Linked DNA regions of Homo sapiens: region 2 is linked to region 1. The links are chromatin loops, found by intact Hi-C in ENCODE. Cell type or tissue: heart right ventricle. All regions are shown on one strand.

Region 1 (2,500 bases):
ATGTCTTTTTCTGTGGCTGGTTAGCTTTTTCTTTTTATTACTGAATAATATTCCATCGTCTGGATGTACTACAGTCTGTTTATCCACTCGCTGTTGAAGGACATCTTGGTTGTATCCAAATTTTGGCAATTATGAATAAAGTTGGCATAAACATTCTCATGTAGTTTTTTTGTAGAGACACAAGTTTTCAACTTATCTGGGCAAATATCAAAGAGCCTGCCTGCTGCTTCACAGGGTAACAATATGATTACTTTTGTAAGAAACTGCCAATCTCCCTTCCAAGTCAGCTGAACTGTTTTGCACAGGCTTTGGACTTGGAGTTATGCAAGGGTAAGCTGAAGTCTCTAAGAGGGCATGATAGGGCTGGTTTTGTGAGTTTTGGAAAACTACAAACATGATTCAGCTGCAACAGTGGGAAGGAACTGCCACTGCTGGGTGGAAGCGGCCTTGCTGGAGAGATGCTGGGAGGAGGAGGAAGTCCTCAGGAGGAACGGTCGGGCCCCTCTCCCTCCAGATTTGCGGCCTCACTCTAGCGTCCCCTTGCCAGGAGCATCTGGCCAAGCCCAACTGCAGTTTGCAGAGTCCCAGTGCTGGCATCACAAGGCAGGATATAGAAAGGTGGGTTTGGAGCCAAGAGAAAATCATTTAATAATGGCATTACTCCCAGCCCCCGCTGGGATAAGTCCCTATCTTATTAAAGCGATAACACAAAGCAGTAGTGAAATTAACAGCACTAGACATGCCACTTTCTCTCTGGACATCGGCATTTCTGTAGGGCAGTAATTTCTACGATCTAAGATTGCCTCCCTGCTGGACTCAGAAAAGAGGTAACAAAAGTGGGTAAGTTTCTATTTAGTCCTGCCAGTCCAGCCTTACTTGAATTGAGGCTGAGCCTGGAGAAAGCTAGATTCCTGGAAGCAGCAGTCCTGCAAACCCTGAGCAGCTGAGCACAAACCACAGCCTGTCTAACGTTCTATTTACATTATTGCCTGCCTTTTGTAATGGAGGGGGGCAGAGAATCACGACTCTGCTTTAAAGTTTCAGCAGAGCTCCCCACACCTCAGCCCCTGCCCGAAATTCACAGGTACATGACGCAAGTTTACAAAAACGGAAAAAAAGCAACCATTTGGTTTGAGCTGAATTGAAAAGCAAAACAAAACAAAAAAACCCTCAGAGTTTCTTTTGAAAATTATAATCCTTCTCTTTATCTCTCTACAATCACTTTCAGTGAGGCTCACGTTCATCTTTAACCTTTAATCTTCCGAAGTGTTCAAGGATGGACGCTAGTGACGAAGTGTCAATTTGCTGGTCTAACACGCCTCCTGGTGGTCAAAACTATCCAAGATCTTAACAGGTATTAGACAACTCCATGGCCTTAAATGAGCATGGAAAAAAGTATGAAGCCAGAATATGACACAACTGACTGAAAAAAAATACATGACACCATTTGTAGGGATAAAAATGTGTCTCTGTTTAGCAAGAAAAGCCACACCATAGGTGCTGTCATTCCATTTAAAAAATCAGATTATTCACATATTCTGGTAGTTTTTATTACAGCTTCAACTTCTAGCTTCTGTTTTGTGATATTTTGCCATGTCATACAGTTTTGGTTGCCATATAAGTAAGAAGGAAAGCCATTGTGGATTCACTTCTGAATATTAAAGATAAAATAAAGGCTGCATAGGGACCTATACTTTGATATAAAATAAATGTTCTTTATTGTTCAATAAGCCCTACTTATTTTCTCCTCCTGTCAAGGAAAATTTAAAGATAATTAAATAAATTAAAATTCATTGACCTATAGGTTAATAAAGTCCATTAATATTCCTACTGTTTATAAGAGCTTGAGAGATAAGCCAAATGATTGATAGTCTATGATATAGTATCTTTCTGGAATCATCCTCTGTAAATTTCCACAAGGAGGATTTTCTTTTCTTTTTCAAAAATCACTTTATTGAGGTAAAATTAATATGTATAAAGCTATACATAATTAAATGTCTAGACCTCTCGAAGTTTCTTCTCACCCCTATTATTATTATTATAAGAACGCGTCATATAAGCTCTACCCTCTTAGAGAATCTTAGGAATGCAATACTGCATCATTAGCTGTTGGCACTATCCTGCACCACAGTCTCCAGAACCTACTCCTCTCGCCTGGCTGAAACTTTCCACCTTTGATCAACACCTCTGCTTCCCCCCGCAGCCCCTGGAAACCACCATTACACCCTTGACTTTTACAGTTTCACTATTTTGGATTCCATGTATAAGTGAGATCACGTGATATTTGTCTTTCTGTGCCTGGCTGATTTCACTTAACATAATGTCCTCCAGCTCCATCCATGTTGTCACAGATTACAGAATTATCTTCCTTTTTGGAGGTTGAATAATACTCCACTGTAAGTGTATACCACATTCTTTTTATCCATGCATCACAGATGGGATTTAGGCTCTTTCTACTATACCTTGGCTATTGTGAATAATGCTGCTATGAGCATGGGGT
Region 2 (2,500 bases), 1.1 Mb before region 1:
ACCTAGTGGAAGGCAGCTTAGCAATACAGTTAAAAACAGTTTTGGAATCGAATTGATTTGGGGCATGCATTTTCCATTTAGTGACTGTGACCTTGAGCAAGTTACTTAGCATCCTCAGCTTTTTCACTTACAAACTACAAACCACAATTGTGCCTGCTTCTGGAGTTGTTATGTGGGCTAAATGGAAGCTTGCATTTCCCTGAATGCATAAAATAAATTTTAAATATTTTCATAATTATAAGTTATTACATCTTTTAGCAAAGTGTCTGCAGTGTTACTTTGAAGCAGATTCAGTGTTAGGAGAGTGACAGAACACAAAATCTGGCTTTACCCCCTGCAGACTCTGTAAATTTTACTGAATCTCAGTTTCCTCATCTAGGAAATGAGGAGAATAATGCCAGTTTCCTCCTAGCGTGTACAGAAATGAAGGAAGGAGGCATGGTGGGTACACGAGCCATGGAGAACGCATGCCAGGGATTTCCCCATGGCTCTTTCACTTGTGATCAAGTGTGAGGCCATGAAGCCTGCAGGGGTTGGAGCCTGGAAAAGCCCTTGTGGGCAGGGAGGCCCTACGCCCAGAAGGGAGACTAACAGAGAGCTTGGGGGTTACGGTTCCCTGTCGGGTTCTGAGCTGGATTCCTGAGTAGATATGTGGATTAGTGGATCTTCACCGGTGCAGGAGAAGCTCTGGGAAGCTCCCTGTTGCCTTGCCCTGTCACTGGTCAAGCCCAGTGAGAGGGCTTGGTCATCTCTGGGGTGGTGACTGAGGCAGAGAGTGCCCACACTGCTCCTGGGAGGAAGACACCCTTAGCAAACACTGGGACAGGGCAGCAGGGAGCCTAGACCTGAGGGCAGTACCAGCCTCCCCGCACCCAAACATGTGGGGGCCATCCATGCATGGGCATTTGCAGGGCTGCCCCAGGCACGGTCACACTGACTTTCAGCATGCTCAGAATGTAAGAAAAAACTAAACCACCCGTCATCACTGTAACTGACATTCCAGTGTGCAAAGTGTTATTCGTTATTAGACTTATTTGTTCGATAATGACAGGAGTAGTCATAATAACAGCAAAGATTTTTTATAAGTGCTACCAGATGTTGGCACTGTGCTAAGTGCTTCCCTCCTATTCTGAGGCACTTTGCAGGTGAAGAAACTGAGGTCTGGAGAGTCTGGATGTCACTTGACCAGGAGCCTCAGTTGGGAGGAGCTGGGCGTGAAGCCCCCAGAGGCACCTGGCAGCCCTCCACGCCTGCTCTTGTCCCCTCTGTGAGGTGTAAGGACAGACACAATGGTCATATGGGTGTGGGGGTGCCCAGAGGCCCATGCCAAGATCACCCAGCTACCAGGAGGCACGCCTGCTCTGTCTGCTTATCAATGTGAATGACATCAAATGCTCATCATTATTCCTTAACAGCTAACTTAATGGTGATGGATTGATTTCACAAGGCAAGCCTCCTTGGGGTCTTAACCAATTGTGGAAGAACCAAGAACCAAATGGGCAACATCGCCATCTTGTGGTAGAAGTGCCTCACTGAGCCAGCCTGTGGGACAGTCTGCATTGGGATGAGGATTTGACCTATGCTGACTGGTCCTCCCCACGCTGCCCTCCCGCCTTGCCGGTTCTCTCTGTTCCAGCTGCCTTACTCTCTGGCGAGAGAGCTTTCCCATAGCCAGTTGTGTTTTCCCAAATCTAGCTAATTGAACTAGGACGTAGCATTGTTGCTGCCCCAACTTCTACAGTCAGCCCTCTGTACTTACGAGCTCCATATCTGTGGATGCAAACAACCGTGCATCAAAATATTCAGGAAAAAAAAATGTATGGTTGCCTGTATACTGAACATTTTTTCTTGTAATTATTCCCTAAACAGTACAGTATAATAATTATCTACATAGCATTTACACTGTACCACTTATTATAATTAATCTAGAAATGATTTACCATATGTGGGAAGATGTGCATAGGTTATGTGGAAACACTATTCCATTTTACATAAAAGACTTCAGAATCCATGGATGTGGGCATCCTGAGGGGTCCTGGAACCAATTCCTCATGGACACCAAGGGGACTGTATAGTTTATTATCTGACCTTGAGGAAATGTTGTACCAATAAAAGGGGTTCCCTAACAACTTTTCTTTCTTCTATTATCCTTCAATTGATATATTTCAGAGAAATTTTATATGTAAAACAGAAGGTGAGGTGATCTGGCTGAACCCTATCTCTCACATCCTCTCCACTTCCAGAATAAACCCTCTGTATAATTTGAAGTTTGTATAACACAGAACACCCAGTTTTGAATTTTACAACCCTACACATTGAAAAAATATTGGGGGCTACAGGCCTACAGAGAATATTTGTATTTTGCCAAATGAGAACTTTAAAGGGAGCAAAATTATCCTTGCTGTCACTCCGGCAGGGTCAAATATCAGAATGAAAGGCATTTCTTCCCAAGGAAAAAGAGCTGGCCGGGCGTGGTATCTCACGCCTGTAACTCCGGCAC

Evidence for each region. A loop is a pair of places that touch in the nucleus more often than their neighbours do. Peaks named below come from ENCODE experiments on the same cell type or tissue, not always from the same donor. Only the 100,000 strongest peaks of a DNase experiment are listed, where the experiment ranks them.
Region 2: a loop joins it to region 1, with 2.9 times the contacts of the local background. A loop is called at or near these places in 6 of 110 quality-filtered maps.

Annotation. Positions count from the first base shown.
Region 1 is chr20:22,338,116-22,340,615 of GRCh38, reverse strand. No RefSeq gene overlaps it. Among named protein-coding and RNA genes, the nearest start is that of LINC01427, 57 kb to the right of the region's middle. In heart right ventricle, CTCF peaks have their summits at 1,128 and 1,327 (motif pointing left); no DNase peak of the experiment used is centred here; H3K27me3 peaks cover 1,258 bases.
Region 2 is chr20:23,441,022-23,443,521 of GRCh38, reverse strand. The region is part of intron 2 of CSTL1 (cystatin like 1); the gene reads right to left. Among named protein-coding and RNA genes, the nearest start is that of CSTL1, 2.6 kb to the right of the region's middle. RefSeq lists enhancers at 517-1,096, 1,499-1,598. In heart right ventricle, CTCF peaks have their summits at 1,312 and 1,519 (motif pointing left); a DNase peak (open chromatin) is centred at 1,521.